2 separate regions of the Homo sapiens genome follow, and region 1 is linked to region 2. A link is an interaction called in ENCODE POLR2A ChIA-PET data of the cell type or tissue named here. Cell type or tissue: Caco-2. All regions are shown on one strand. Links, peaks and the distances in the headings refer to the core of each region. The heading gives the core; the rest is flanking DNA. Region 1 overlaps ENTPD5 (ectonucleoside triphosphate diphosphohydrolase 5 (inactive)). Region 2 holds the start of LOC124903424 (small nucleolar RNA U13).

Region 1 (8,337 bases), core at 325-8,324, 190 kb before region 2:
TGAGTAGCTGGGATTACAAGCATGCACCACCACAACTAACTAATTTTTGTATTTTAGTAGAGACGGGGGTTTCACCACGTTGGCCAGGCTGATCTCAAACTCCTAACCTCAAGTGATCCGCCAGCATTGGCCTCCCAAAGTGCTGGGATTACAGGTGTGAGGCACTGCTCCTGGCCCCTAAATGTAAACAGTGCTAAGATTAAGAAACCCTGACCTTGAGGAACTCCAGTTTTCCTTTACGGATGAGATCATAGGACACAGTCTGAGCTTTGCAGGAGGCCAGATACAAATCACCAAAACAAAAAGCACTTAATTGTTTTTGTTGGTTTCTCATTTAATGTCCATCCAGAAAAAAAGAGGGGGAAAAAAGTTGCTAGTAAAGCAACTGTGAAGTATGGATGCCATTATTCCATTCAACACTACCAAGTGATTTTTTGTTTTTGTTTTTGTTTTGAGACACAGTCTCACTCTGTCGCCCAGGCTGGAGTGCAGTGGCATGGTTTCGGCTCACTGCAACCTCTGCTTCCCGGTTTCAAGCAATTCTCCTGTCTCAACCTCCTGAGTAGCTGGGACTACTGGCGCATGCCACCATGCCTGGCTCATTTTTGTATTTTTAGTAGAGATGGGGTTTTACCATATTGGTCATGCTGGTCTCGAACTCCTGACCTTACATGATCCACCTGCCTCGGCCTCCCAAAGTGCTGAGATTACAGGCATGAGCCACTGCACCCAGCCACAAATGTTTTTTATCACAGGTTTCAATAATATTCAAACTCATGATAATGGCTTTGTTGCAGAATGATGGAAAAAAACCCTATACATTTAAAAAATTATTTTCCAGTAAAACAAATCCGGCTGGGTGAAGTGGCTCATGCCTGGAATCCCAGCACTTTGGGAGGCTGAGGCAGGTGGATCTCAGGCTGAGTTCAAGACCAGCCAGGGCAATATGGCAGAACCCCATCTCTACCAAAATAAAAAAAATAGCCAGGTATGGAGGCACACACGTGTAATCCCAACTACTCGGGAGGCTAAGGAGGAAGGATCACTTGAGCCCGGGAGGTGATGATTGCAGTGAACCGTGATTGTGCCACTGCACTCCAGCCGGGGTGACAGAGTGAGACCCTGTCTCAAAAAAAGATGGGGAGTCAGAAAAGAGGGAGGGAGAAACGGATATTTATGTTCTAAAGGGAAAATCATCAAAATGGAAAGAAGAAATTAGACTCAACAATAGGAGCAGAGTGGCAGAGAGCCTTTGAGTATGTGAGAGCCACCCTACAATTATTATTTTTTATTTTTAGAGACAGGGTCTTGCTTTGTCACCCAGGCTGGAGTGCAATGGCATGATCATAGCTCACTGTAACCTTGAGCTCCTGGACTCAAGTGGTCTTCCTACCTCAGCCTCCCAAGTACCTGGGACTATAGGCATGTGCCACCATACCTGGCTAATTTATTTATTATATTTATTTATTTTTTTTGAGACGAAGTCTTGCTCTGTTGCCCAAGCTGGAATGTAGTGGGGCGATGTCTGCTCACTGGAACCTTAGCTTCCCAGGTTCAAGTGGTTCTCCTGCCTCAGCCTCCTGAGTAGCTGGGATTACAGGCACCTGCCACCAAGCCCGGCTAATTTTTTTTTTTTTTTTTTTTTTTTTGAGACTGAGTCTTGCTGTGTCGCCCAGGCTGGAGTGCAGTGGCACGATCTCGGCTCGCTACAACCTCTGCCTCCCGGGTTCAAGAGATTCTCCTGCCTTAGCCTCCCCAGTAGCTGGGATTATAGGCACCCGCCATCATGCCCAGCTAATTTTTGTATTTTTGTAGAGGCGGGGTTTCACCATGTTGGCCAGGCTGGTCTTGAACTCCTGACCTCAGGTGATCCGCCTGCCTCGGCCTCCCAAAGTGCTGGGATTACAGGCATGAGCCACCGCGCCTGGCCTAATTTTTGTATTTTTAGTAGATACAGGGTTTCACCATGTTGGCCAGGCTGGTCTCAAACTCCTGACCTCAGGTGATCCGCCCGCCTCGGCCTCCCAAAGTACTGGGATTACAGGCATGAGCCACCGCGCCCGGCCTAATTTTTGTATTTTTAGTAGATACAGGGTTTCACCATGTTGGCCAGGCTGGTCTCGAACTCCTGACCTCACGTGATCCACCTGCCTTGGCCTCCCAAAGTGCTGGGATTAGAGGCATGAGCCACTGCGCCTGGCCTGTGTATTTTTTTGTAGAGACAGGGCTCTCGCTATGTTGCCAAAGCTGGTCGTGAACTCCTAGGCTCAAGCAATCCTCCCACCTGAGCCTCCCAAAGTGCTGGAATTATAGGCTGGAGCCACTGTTCCTGGCCCCCACCCTATAATTAAAAGCAAAGTGGCTGGGCGTGGTGGCTTATGCCTGTAATCCCAGCACTTTGGGAGGCCGAGGCGGGTGGATCACGAGGTCAGGAGTTCGAGACCAGCCTGACCAACATGGTGAAACCCCGTCTGTACTAAAAATACAAAAATTAGCTGGGCATGGTGGTGGGTCCCTGTAATCCCAGCTACTCAGGAGGCTGAGGCAGGAGAATCACATGAACCCGGGAGGCAGAGGTTTCAGTGAGCTGAGATTGCGCCACTGCATTCCAGCCTGGGCGACAGAGTGAGAGTCCGTCTCAAAAAAAATAAAATAAAAAAAAGCAAAGGTCATTATGTTAAGTGAAACACGCCAGGCTCAGAAAGATATATACTGCATGTTCTCACTCATATATGGGAGCTAAAAAAGTTGATTTCATGGAAGTAGAATAGAATGACAGTTACCAGAGGGGCTGGGAAGGCTAGTGGGGTGTGGAGAGATTAGGAGAACTTGGTTAATGGGTACAAACTTACAATTAAATAGAAGGAATAAGTTATAGTGTTTGATAGTTCAGTAGGGTGACTATAGTTAACAATATTTTATTGTGTATTTCAAAGTAGCTAGAAGATTTGAAATGTTTCCAACACAAACAATGATAAATGTTGTAATAGATATCCTAGATTCTCTGATTTGATCTTTACACATCGTCTGCATATATCAAAATATCACATGTATTCCATAAATATGTACAATTACTCTGTATTTTTAAAAACCAAAGCATGGGAAAATATATCTTCAATTCCAATTTCCTTTTGGAACTAGATACCCTTCGGAAAAGGTGCTAAGAGCCCACATCACCCTGGTTTAGCTTGTTGTACAGGTTATTAGAATAGGGAAGGAACACCTTGGGCCCAGGAGTGAGTGTTTCTTCTTTTACAGGTGTAACTAAAAAAGCTAGTTGGTCTAACTTGTGTGTCTTTGTCCTATAAGCCTCTGCAGGTGTGCGAGCAGGATTGCTTCTGCAACAAAAGCCTCCACCCAGCCACATCTTGGGAAAAGAATGGCCACTTCTTGGGGCACAGTCTTTTTCATGCTGGTGGTATCCTGTGTTTGCAGCGCTGTCTCCCACAGGAACCAGCAGACTTGGTTTGAGGGTATCTTCCTGTCTTCCATGTGCCCCATCAATGTCAGCGCCAGCACCTTGTATGGAATTATGTTTGATGCAGGGAGCACTGGAACTCGAATTCATGTTTACACCTTTGTGCAGAAAATGCCAGGTAAGTGCAACTGGGACCCTTAGTAGAGTCTGTAAATCCACACTTTAGCATCTCCTCCCAGAAACAAATATGCTGAGAGTTTATTATGTGAATTACAGAATCTCACACCTAGTGGATGTCTTTCTTCAGAGAACTTTGGACTACAATTGAACATGTGGTTTATTTATTTATTTTTATTTATTTGTTTTGTTTTTATTTTTTAACTTTTTTTTTGAGACAAGGTCTTGCTTTGTTGCCCGGTCTGTAGTGCAGTGGCATGATGACACATCACTGCAACCTTGACCTCCTGGGCTCAAGCAGTCCTTCCACCTCAGCCCCCTGAGTTGTTGAGACTACAGGCTTGTGCCACCATGCCCAGCTCATTTTTAAATTTTTTTATAGAGACCTGCTCAGGCTGGCCTCAAACTCCTAGGCTCAATTGATCCTCCCACCTCAGCCTCCCAAAGTACTGGGATTATAGGTGTAAGTCACCATGCTTGGCCAGAACACATGGTTTAATTCAATGTGAAATTAGAAGAGAGCTGGGCTGTCTGTAGTCTGAAACCCATGTGTTCAAAAAGAATAGTTATAATTTGTTCTTCCTCTTTAAACATGGGATACTCCAGGGATCCATAATATTCAGAATATGGGGAGTGGTTTTGGGAGAAGGATCACATGAGAATTTCACTGCCATCCTTGGACATGAGGCTAGGAATCCCTGAAGATTAACTTTTTCTGAATTGTCAGTGTTTTTTCCTCAGGTCACTTATGGAGCCTGGGGAAAGGTGGAGGAGTTAGGTGTCCACCAGAGAAATGGTAGCAGAAATGGACCCTCAGAGGTTGCTCTAGTCCTTCTTTCCAGTACTCCTGCAAGACATTCCTCACAACTAGGATCATTTGGGATAACTTCAGGGAAGTCATAGGAAAACTTACAGAGACAGAGCCCAGCATCTGAAGCAGCCTAACTTTTGGTAACCAGCTCTCTCTTCTGTTTTGTTCCATGGACAAAATAGGACAGCTTCCAATTCTAGAAGGGGAAGTTTTTGATTCTGTGAAGCCAGGACTTTCTGCTTTTGTAGATCAACCTAAGCAGGTGAGTTTCTTATGATTTGATGTTTAGATTCTCAATGCCTTGATAACTTGACCACACCACTGCTGTTAAATATTTCATGCTATTCACTAATGAGATTGAGATCATGTGTGAGATCAGCTTTCTCTCCTCAGCTAATCTCCTGGATAAAATTAATTACATTTCCCACGCTCATGAGGGCTGGGTGGAAGAAGGCTAGAAAATTGGTTGTGGTAATGCAAGGATGACACTAGCTTTTAAGAGATTACTCCCTATGTACTTACTGTTTAAAATTTTGAGTTGAAGCCATCAGTTGTATTTGTTCATGTAAGCGCAGAAGATAAACATGAAGTTCTGTAGGGTATGATGTATAAACATGGCAGTTGAAGGCATGGTGAGCAGTGAATTCCATTTCAGAGTGCCTTGATGCAGGATGGAACCATATCTATACTTGAGAAATTAGGCAACAACCCATGATGACAAAAATCTTTGGTGGTAGAAGATGAATAGAGAGTTTGTGGCGACTATATTTCACATTTGAGCATCTACAACATACTACATCCTATGTGTCTGAGGCCATGTTGAAATAAAATAGAATAATGCAGAATGTTAAACTTGGGGAGCAAATGTAAAGGTATTTATTGTTCATTGTCACAAGAATAATCATTACCCAAATGCTTGATGTTAAAAATGATTTGAGTTTGGAGAACTGAGAGGATATATGGATATATATACATTTTCTTCTTTTTCTTTTTTTTTTTTTTTTTTGACGGAGTATCACTCTGTTACCCAGGCTGGAGTGCAGTGGCCTGATCTCGGCTTACTACAACCTCTGCCTCGCGGGTTCAAGCAATTCTTCTGCCTCAGCCTCCCGAGTAGCTGGGACTACAGGCATGTGCCACCATGCCCGGCTAATTTTTGTATTTTTAGTAGAGACGGGGTTTCACTATGATGGCCAGGCTGGTCTTGAACTCCTGACCTTGTGATCCGCCCATGTCAGCCTCTCAAAGTGCTGGGATTACAGGTGTGAGCCACTGCACCTGGCCCCGAGAGGATATATTTTCTTAGTTCAGTAGCACATGGATAGCAAATCTACTAGAAAAATTTGGAGCTGTTCAAAAGAAACTACCATCAGAGTAAACAGGCAACCTACAGAACGGGAGAAAATTTTTACAATCTACCCACCTGACAAAGGGCTAATATCCAGAATCTGCAAAGAACTTAACAAATTTACAAGAAAAAATCAAACAACCCCATCAAAAAGTGGGCAAAGGATATGAACAGACACTTCTCAAAAGAAGACATTTATGCAGCCAACGGACACATGAAAAAATGCTCATCATCACTGGCCATCAGAGAAATGCAAATCAAAACCACAATGAGACACCATCTCACACCAGTTAGAATGGCGGTCATTAAAAAGTCAGGAAACAACAAGTGCTGGAGAGGATGTGGAGAAATAGGAACACTCTTACACTGTTGGTGGGACTGTAAACTAGTTCAACCATTGTGGAAGACAGCGTGGTGATTCCTCAAGGATCTAGGAATAGAAATACCATTTGACCCAGCCATCCCATTACTCGGTATATACCCAAAGGATTATAAATCATGCTGCTATAAAGACACATGCACACATATGTTTATTGAGGCATCATTCACAATATCAAAGACTTGGAACGAACCCAAATGTCCATCAATGATAGACTAGATTAAGAAAATGTGGCACATATACACCATGGAATACTATGTAGCCATAAAAAAAGGATGAGTTCATGTCCTTTGTAAGGACATGTATGAAGCTGGAAACCATCATTCTGAGCAAACTGTCGCAAGAACAGAAAACCAAACACCGCATGTTCTCACTCATAGGTGGGAATTGAACAATGAGGACACAGGGTGGGGAACATCACACACCGGGGCCTGTCGTGGGGTGGCGGGAGCAGGGAGGGAAAGCATTAGGAGATATACCTAATGTAAATGATGAGTTAATGGGTGCAGCCCACCAACGTGGCACATGTATGCATATGTAACAAACAAACCTGCACATTGTGCACATGTACCCTAGAACTTAAAGTATTAAAAAAAAATACCAGGGTCAGGGGTATATTTGAATAGTAAATAAATAAATTAATTAATTAAAAATAAATAATTAAAAAAGAAAAATTAGGAGCTGTTGAAAGCAACTATATTATTAGAAACTGACTTGGCATTTAGAAAAGGTGATCGTGTTGTAGTTGCTAACAATAATGATCAAAGGGCAGTCAGATATCAGAATAGAAGTTCATTCAGGGAAATAGTGGATTTAAAATAATGGTTTTCATTTATTACAAATTGAGCATCTACTGTGTGCCATATGATGATACAGGAATAAGCCTGACATGTTCTTTAGGAGATCATCAAAAGTATGGCATCATTACTGCCACAGCTTGTGTGGTAACCACATGCACTATGCCTCATGCACACAACAGTTTAGTGGTGGTAGGCAGCGTATCTACCATCCCACACTTGAGGAAACCAAGTCCCAACAAGGCCAAGTGACCTAAGTTAGGCCACAGGGCTAGCAAGCAAGTCTTCTGACTCTAACTCCTGTTTTCTTCACTCTACCATCCTAAAGCTGATTTATATATAAGAAACATGAAATAATCAGCCAGGTGCTGTGGCGCATGCCTGTAATCCCAGCTACTCAGGAGGCTGAGGCAGGAGAATCGCTTGAACCCGGGAGGCAGAGGTTGCAGTGAGCCGAGATTGTGCCGTTGCACTCCAGCCTGGGTAACAAGAGCAAAATTCCGTCTTAAAAAAAAGAAAAAGATAATCAACTAAAATGATCACAATATAAAAGAATAATTTGGCCAGGCACGGTGGCTCATGCTTGTAATCCCAGCACTTTGGGAGGGTGAGGTGGGTGGATCACTTGAGGTCAGGTATTCGAGACCAGCCTGGCCAAGATGGTGACACCCTGTCTCTACTAAAAATACAAAAATTATCTGGGTGTGGTGGCATATGCCTGTAATCCCAGCTACTTGGGTGACTGAGGCACAAGCATCGCTTGAACCTGGGAGGTGGAGGTTGCAGTGAGCCAAGATCACAAGATCATGCCACTGCACTCCAGCCTGGGTGACAGAGCAAGAATGTCCCAAAAAAAATAATAATAATAATAATAATTTTTTATTAGGACTGTCAAAATGAAATGGATTCTCCTTTTTTTTTTTTTTTTGAGATGGAGTGTCACTCTGTTGCGCAGGCTGTAGTGCAGTGGCATAGGCTTGACTCACTGCAACCTCTGCCTCCCAGGTTCAAGCAATGCTCTTGCCTCAGCCTCCCGAGTAGCTGAGACTACAGGTGTGTGCCACCATGCCTGGCTTATTTTTGTATTTTTTAGTGGAGATGGGGTTTCACCATGTTGGTCAGGCTGATCTCAAACTCCTGACCTCAAATGATCCACCCACCTTGGCCTCCCAAAGTTCTGGGATTACAGGTGTGAGACACCACTGCGCCTGGCCTGGATTCTCCTTCAAAGCGGCCCACTTCTCTAGGTTTCTCCTGCTACAGAGCAGAGAGAGGTTGGAGCCCTATGCCACCTCCCTCTTCTTGCTCCCACAAAGTATGTTGACAGAATAGACCAGTGCCAGCCACTAAATGGATCGTTCATCAGATGAACGGGTTATCTCTTTTGAAGGGTGCTGAGACCGTTCA
Region 2 (8,337 bases), core at 110-8,109:
TCAGCAATGGCCCAATGCCAGGCAGTTGGCCAAAGTCTGAACAAGTGAGTAGATGGAAGGAGAAAAACCCAGCAGGAGTTGGCAGGGACCCTGCAGCAGGAAAGGACTCCAGCCCCTGGGGGACTGATGAAGAAAGAGAATTTTCCACCAGACAGCTGGGGACAGGGGAGACAATGGAAAACCAGAACCAGGAAGGTGGGTCCCTCAGGCTGGCAGCCACACTGAGGATGCTCAGCTTCGAGAAACGGATGGAGTTCCTTTTGTGTCCCTCCTCCTCCCTGGTCCTAAACACCCCCTTCCATGGCAGGTGGATTCTGTTTTTTTTTTTTTCTTTTTTTTTTTTTTGAGATGGGGTCTCACTCTGTCAACCAGGCTGGAGTGCAGTGGCGCGATCTCAGCTCACTGCAACCTCCACCTCCCAGACTCAAGTGATCCTCCCTCCTCAGCCTCCTGAGAAGCTAGGACCACAGGCATGCACCACCACGCCTGGCTACTTTTTGTATTTTTGGTAGAGACGGGGTTTTGCCATGTTGCCCAGGCTAGACAGGTAGATTGTTTAATCAGGTCGGGTAAGAGGGGGCAATGTGGTAAAAGGGAAAGAGCAGGAGCTTTGAAGTCAGAGTCTGAGTTGAACCTCATCCTTGAGCCACTCACTAGCTCTGTGACTTCAGGCAAGTTACTTAACCTCTCTTGAGCCACAGCTCATTCATCTGTAAAAGGAGAATAAACAACAACTACTCCCCAGGGCTTGCTGAATGGGAACAGCACCACCAGCTCCTGCAGTGGAGTTATTGTGAGGATGCAGTTGACATTTGAAAGCCCAGGGCCTGGCACCAGGGTGGGAGCTCAGTCAATTCATCAACCATTCCCCTTCATCAGAAGCCATCCCTGTGCAGGACCTTGGGCTGAGGGTTTCCTGTGCTATGTTATCTCCCTTTTAACAAATCCAGGGAGATATCACCATTTCATTTGGTAGGCCAGGAATCAGGGTCAGAGACTTAAGAAACATGTCCAATATCACATAGCATTGGTTCTCCAAACTTTAGTCTTGCATCTTCCGCACAACTTTTTCGATATCAACTGACCATCTATACTATTTTTTACTTAATATTTTATTTAAATTAGTCCCTTTTTTACATTAATCAATGTACTCTTTTATTTAAGAGATGGGGCTAGACACGGTGGCTCACGCCTGTCATCCCAGCACTTTGGGAGGCTGAGGTGGGCGGATCACTTGAGGTCAGGAGTTTGAGACCAGCCTGGTCAACATGGTGAAACCCTGTCTCTACCAAAAATACAAAAATTAGCTGGGTGTGGTGGTGCATGCTTGTAATCCCAGCTACTCGGGAGGCTGAGACACAAGAATCGCTTGAACCCAGGAGGCAGAGGTTGCAATGAGCCAAGATTGTGCCACTGCACTCCTGCCTGGGTGACAGAGCAAAACTGTGCCTCAAAAAAAAAAAAAAAAAAAAAAGATGGGGTCTCACTATGTTGCTCAGGCTGGAGTGCAATGGCTAGTATTCACAGATATGATCATAGCACACTACAGCCTTTTCAAGAGACCCACCTGCCTCAGGCTCCCGAGTAGCTAGGACTACCGGCACATACCTGGTTCCAACGTATGTTTTTCTTTTTCTTTTTTTTTCCACATCAGATGGGTAATGTGCTGACAATATAACAAGGTTTGAGTGAGGCACATCTCACACATGAAAGTGAAAAGCCAATCGTCATGCTTATGAACTACAAAAGGATACCAATTTAAATTTTTTTTTTTTTTTAAGACAGAGTCTCACTCTGTTACCCAGGCTGGAGTGCTGTGGTGCAATCATAGCTCACAGCAGCCTAGACCTCCCAGGCTCAAAGTAAGCCTCCTGCCTCAGTTTCCTGAGTAGCTGGGACTAGAAGAGTATGCCACCATGCCTGGCTAATTTTTTTGACTTTTTGTAGAGCCAGGATCTCACTATGTTGCCCAGGCTGGTCTCAAACTCCTGGGCTAAAATGATCTTCCCACCTCGGCCTCCCAAAGTGCTGGGATTATAGGCATGAGCCACCATGCCTGGCCTCAATTTACTTTTTAAAACGGCTTTCTGGGATGTAATTCACATACCATCCAACTCACCCATATAAAGCTTACAATTCAGTGGGCTTTTTTTTTTTTTTTTTAGGTATATTCACAAAATTGTGCAACATTACCACAATCAATTTTAGAACATTTTCATAATTAATTTACTTTTAAAGGAAACTTTGCATCATTCTTATAAGTGGAAAACTTGAATTATTTGCCACAAATGGAAGGCAAAACAAAAATAAAGCAAAGAGAGCTGGGCAATGTTATTAAATGCTATCTAGCTAGCACTGCCTGTGAAGTATCTGAACTTGAGACTTCTCTCTTTGCCAAAAAGGGAGGATGGGAGGTATTGAAGAGTTGTTGAAGACACACCAGCACTAACCTGAGACTCTCTCTTTGACATAATCAGAAAAACAAAAAGAGAACTGAAAAGAAAAATTACTTTTTCAATATATAATTTAATGCCACATCTCTGAGCCATCCAAAATCATCTTAAGTCTACGTCCCCACCTGCCTCCTCCAGGTAATTTAAGTGGCTTGCCCAGTGTCACACAGCTAGGTAGTGGCAGACTAAGCCTAGAATTCAGGCTTCTTAACTGCTAATGCTATGTCCTTTCCACTACGTCATAGTCCTCTTTGCAATCATTATTTTAAATTAGGTCAAGTGCCTAATGTGTATGCTAGGCAGCCCTGTTACAGATTTATAAAGCATAAATTTTACAGCTAGAAGGCACATCAGAAACAATCTAATCTAACTCATTTCATTTTACAGATGAGAAAACCAATAAGTTTGTTCTCTTAAGCATGTTTAGAATTGCCTGTCAGTCAATTGGCTGGAACATACAACCAACAATATAGCTATAAACAGCCCAGAATTACAATGATCTTTCTCTGGTCTCAGCCTTAAACCAAACTTCCGGATATCTCAGCCCTGTCACCAGGTCCTGGTTTAGCCTCAGTCTTGCTCTTTAATTTGGTCTGTTCTCACTTCTACATGAGTAGTTTCCCCTTGACCTAAACTGCCTAGGTGGCTTTAAGGATCACAGGGGTGAGGGGAATTCGTTGGTGGATTGAAGGAGTGTGTTATATGAGAAAGAAATGAGAGCTTGTCAAGAACTGTGGAGGGTTTAAGATTTTATCCTACTTGCAGGCTAACAAGTGAGCCTGCCGCAGTTTCATGGATGCTGGCAGAAAACACAAGACTTCTAGGTGTGTCTGAAACAAAAGGTCTTATTTGCTCATAGCAATAGCAATAGCAATAGCAAAAATACTGACATTTTCTTGTGCTCATTTCCTGAGTCCCAGTTCCCAAAGACAATGCAAAGGGGGCCAGGTGACATCTGTACACACAGCAAAGCATATCACAAGAGAGCACAGCTTTAAGCTTGGGGAACCAGAATCTTTTTTTTTTTTTTTTTTTTTTGAGTCAGCATATTGCTCTATTGCCCAGGCAATCATAGCTCACTGCAACCTCAAACTCCTGGGCTCAAGCAGTCCTCCTGCCTCTGCCTAGGTGTGAGCTGAAGCATCCTGCTCAGAATCTTAGCTAATGGACAGTAAGCATGCTTTACTTTGTTCTGGGAAAGCAGCTCTGTTAAAAAGTTGGTTTGAAACAAAGGGCAGTGACTCCGCTCACAAGGCATGCAGACATGGGAGAGACCCACGGAGAATTGTCTTCCAACAAGTGTTATGTACGTGCAGTCTGTGGAAAGTGAGCTCATGGTTCTCTGCCATACTGGAAAGCACAGGGTGAGGAAGATGGAGAACCAGAAGCCCAAGTCCACTAGTGCTTTCTGTTCTATATTGATTCTTATTGGTTTCAGTAATGGAAAGAGCATTTGGAGGCTTGCTTGTGGATTTTGACACGTCTTATTTTTTGATGTATACAGCCCTCAATTCACAGCCTTGACTGGGTTTAGACAATTCAAATCATTCCTTTGCATAGCTATTAGAAAACCCTAGAAGCTCCAAAAATTCACAATTGGGAGAAAGAATATAACCTCCCAAATGTTATCTGCTTCCTGAAAATAATGCACGCTGGGAGAACCCAGGGTGGCCCCACTGCAGTTGGTTTTGGAATGTTCATTCATCTCTTGCATCATATTTATCAATACCTAAAATAAATGTGCTAAGATCTAACAGTCACCATGATGCAGTCACCAAGATTCCTGACTTGGTCTAGTTTCTCATCTGAAATGAGGACTACATGGGCCATGAAGTAAGGTGTTATTTGTTATGTGGGGTCCACATCTGAGGCAGATATTTTGCGTCTATAACCAAGACCTTGAATCCAGGCCTCTGGCTGTCAGGAATAATGGCTGTTCGTTTTATTCCTCTGCCTGGAGAAGAATAAATTCCTAGGCTAAAGAAAGGCCAAAGCAACTGAGGACAGGAGCTCATAGATACTGCTGGAACCATACCAGGACCTGGGATGTGGTCCACAGAGGAATTCTGTGGCATTCCATAGGTCCTCAGGCTCTTTGCAACCAACTCAGATGGGAGTTAACCTGTTGACTGGACTCAGGCAATGAGTTCCTGGCAGGTGAGTCAGTGGCCACACCCTCCAACTGGGGGCAAAGGGCAAAAATTATGTCAGTAAAACAAGGCCAAGCACAATGGTGCAGGGCAAAGGCCATTTGAGTGGGATATCTTTAGCTGGTGATTCTAAAAGAGTGATATGGGAACCACAGATGTTCCCGCAGATGTGGTAGGCTTCTCTAGATAAATATAAATATAAATATAAATATAAATATAAATATAGAACTGGCTATCCAAAGAGGTCCTTCTAGCTCATTGCCTCCTGGAGAACTCTACTTGGAATTGGGAAGTAAAAGGGGATAAATTAGAGGGATCATGGAGTCTTTTGCCCTGTCCAAGCAATCCATAAACTATTGCTTTTATGCACCGTTCCTTGGTGCTATCGTGAAGAATTTCAGTTCATGAAGATCCCTGAAGATCTGCAGCCCCTTATGGACTCTATACTGTCACACACCTGGTTGCTGTAATCCCCAGATATTACCACACCCAGAAGAGGAAGACTTCCTTCTTCCTAAAAGAAGCTGTGGGCCCTAAAGTAATCTCAGGAATGCCCAGCAACCTCTTGGCCTATGAACCCAAAAGACACCTCCCACATTATGCTAAGACTGATGTCCAAGGACCACCATTTATTACTGGCAGAGAACTGTGAAAATACTTCCTCCCCACTGTGCGGTGGGCTCTAACCTTTGAGCTGTGCCTGCCAATAAATATTCACCTATCTCAGACAGGAAAAAGCACCCTGTGTGGGGTGAAAGAACTGGGATCCGTGGCCAACCTGGGTCCCAGAAATGCCATGCAGTTTGCCTTGATGCTTGGGTTTGTGTTTTTCTATCCATTGTGAAAGACTGATTTACAAACTCTGGGTGGTTGTACAGGCTTGCTGGGCTCCTGCGGTCGTTGAATGCACAGAATTTCCACAGCAGCTTTGGACAGCTGACTCCGCTTTACTTTTGTTAACTGTTTCTAGACTTGGCCTCCACGCTGTGGCCTGCGAGGCTAACAAGTCTGAGAAGAAGCTTCAAGAAAGAATATGTGAATTAGAGTTCATCCATAAGCCAGGGGCCCGCAATCAGACTGTACTTTCAAGATACTGTCTCAGGGCCAGGCACGGTGGCTCATGCCTGTAATCCCAGTGTGTTGGGAGGCCAAGGCAGGCAGATCACTCAAGGTCAGTTCGAGAGCAGCCTGGCCAACATTATGAAACCCCATCTCTACTAAAAAAAAAAACAAAACTAAAAAAATTAGCTGAGGCAGGAGAAGCATTTGAACGCAGGAGGCAGAGATTGCAGTAAGCCAAGATTGCATCACTGCACTCCAGCCTGGGTGACAGAGTGAGACTCTGTCTCAAAAAAAAAAAAAAAAAAAAGGATACTGTCTCAGAGTTTGGGACTCAAGCCATTGACTTTCTAGTTGCTTGTTACTTTGGAAACCTTCTGGTGACCCAGCATCCTGGGACATTTCTTGGCCCACCTAATTTGACTTTCTGCTCAGGCTCTTATATGAAAACCAGGGCTTCTAATACCTGGCAAAAACACTTCACAGAGAACACCACATTTAGAAGACATCCCTGCATTAGTTTTCTATGGCTACTGTAACAAATTACCAGTTTTATATGGCTACTGTAACAAATTACCACCAACTTGGCAGCTTAAAACAACACAGACTTTTTACTTTACAGTTCTGTAGGTCAAAAATCCAATGCAGGTTTACCAGGCTAACATCAAGGTGCTGGCTAGATTGTGTTCCTTTCTGGGGCTCCAGGGAATTTGTTTCCTTGCCTTTTCTGGCTTCCAGAAACTACCTGCATTTCTTGGGTCATGACCCCTTTTCTCCATCTTCAAAGCCAGCAATGCTGTATGTCTTCAACTATTCATTCTTCCATAATTACATCTCCCTCTGACTCTGATTCCTCTTCTGCCTCTTGGTTCCACTTTTAAGGACACTTGTGATTACAATGAACCTACTTCAATAATCCAAGATAATCGCTTTATTTTTTATGCATTTATTTTTTGGGGAAGGGAAGTCTGGTTGAATAACTGCCTTATTTTAAGGTCAGCTAATTAGCAAATCTTAATTGCATCTGCAACCTTAATTTCCCTTTTGTCATGAAACCTAATATATTCATTAGGATATGAACATTTGTGGGAAGATCTTTATTCTGCCTACTGCAGTTCCCTTCTGAATTACTTTTGGACAATCAGAGGTAAATAAATGTAAAGACTTGCTGTGTCTGTCTTCCCAGCCAGACTGTGTTTGGGGAGGGTCAAGCCTTTTAATTTAGATTATATATATTTTTTTGAGATGGAGTTTCACTCTTATTGCCCAGGCTGGGGTGCAATGGCATGATCTCGGCTCACTGCAACCTCTGCCTCCCAGGTTCAAGTGATTTCTCCTGCCTCAGCCTCCCCAGTAGCTGGGATTACAGGCATGCACCACCACACTCGGCTAATTTTTTGTATTTTTAATAGAGATGGGGTTTCTCCGTGTTGGTCAGGCTGGTCTCCAACTCCTCACCTCAGGTGATCCACCCGCCTCAGCCTCCCAAAGTGCTGAGATTACAGGCATGAGCCACTGCGCCTGGCCGTAATGTAGATCACATCTTAAATGTGCAGTCTATAACTGATCCAGTCCTCCCCATGAGCTGAGCTGATGATGGTTGGGAGAATTTTTTTCTTTTTTTTTTTTTTGAAATGGAGTCTTGCTCTGTCACCCAGGCTGGAGTGCAGTGGAGCAATTTTGGCACACTGCAACCTCCGCCTCTCAGGTTCAAGCGATTCTACTGCCTCAGTCTCCCGAGTAGCTGGGATTACAGGCGCCCACCACTACGCCCAGCTAATTTTTTGTATTTTTAGTAGAGACAGGGTTTCACCGTGTTGGCCAGGCTGGTCTCAAACTCCTGACCTTGTGATTCGCCTGCCTCGGCCTCCCAAAGTGCTGGCATGAGCCACCGTGCCTGGCTGGTTGTGGGAATTTTTAACTGACAGTCCGATTTGAGGGTGTGGGAGACATGTGATGTTGCTATCCATGTAGAATCCTATTGTCTGGTGAATGATTTACTTGTTTAACTGATGCTTATAGAATGCTTATATGTAAGAACTTTACAAACTAATTTAATTATCATAACAACCTTATCATATATGTACAACTGTTATTATCATCCTCGTTTTACAGATAAGGAAACTGAGGCATAAAAAGATTAGTAACCTGTCCAAGGTCACATAGATAGTATGTGGCAGAGATGGGTCTTGCAGCCAGGCAGCCTGTGGATCATCCTGAATCCTTGTTCCTATGCCCCCATACCAAGCTGCCTTGTCCTCTTGGTTTCTGCTTACTCTTCAGGCCTCGCTGCTCTGGTAGGCAAACTTGCGGTCCATTCTTTCACAAAGCCGAACCTCTCCCTCCAACACTGGTTCCTCCCCCTTGCAACCTGATGCTCATGCTCATTTCTCCCTCTGTTCTCAGTGGTACAGACCCCTGACCTCCTCTGAGCTTGCTGTAAGGTCACCTTGCCCAATCAGGGCCGTCCCACACACAGCAGGCTGCTGGCTCCCAACATGATATCCATGCCATGCAAGAATCAGGGGGACTCAGGAGAGCTCAGCCTCACAGCTTCTCTCTGCCTGCTCAGGTTTTCTCACTGCCAGGTTCACTTTGGCATGGCTGCCCTGGTTGAGCATAAAACAGCCTTGGATACAAGTTCCTCCCAGAGTCTCTAGTGGGGAGCTGGGTGA

What was found. ChIA-PET counts read pairs that join two places held together with the same protein. Peaks named below come from ENCODE experiments on the same cell type or tissue, not always from the same donor. Only the 100,000 strongest peaks of a DNase experiment are listed, where the experiment ranks them.
Region 1: POLR2A ChIA-PET joins it to region 2 with 5 read pairs; 2 of 35 experiments call an interaction of 5 or more read pairs at or near these places.

Annotation. Positions count from the first base shown.
Region 1 is chr14:73,983,145-73,991,481 of GRCh38, reverse strand. It overlaps ENTPD5 (ectonucleoside triphosphate diphosphohydrolase 5 (inactive)), which reads left to right. Exons shown (of 16, transcript NM_001249.5): 4 at 3,310-3,596; 5 at 4,589-4,668; 6 at 8,321-8,337. The coding sequence starts at 3,380. Among named protein-coding and RNA genes, the nearest start is that of ENTPD5, 32 kb to the left of the region's middle. In Caco-2, for the core only: no CTCF peak of the experiment used is centred there; no DNase peak of the experiment used is centred there.
Region 2 is chr14:73,792,430-73,800,766 of GRCh38, reverse strand. The region is part of intron 2 of MIDEAS-AS1 (MIDEAS antisense RNA 1); the gene reads right to left. LOC124903424 (small nucleolar RNA U13) reads right to left here and starts at 1,752; the gene lies at 1,649-1,752. RefSeq lists enhancers at 2,448-2,567, 3,916-5,115. In Caco-2, for the core only: no CTCF peak of the experiment used is centred there; a DNase peak (open chromatin) is centred at 4,626.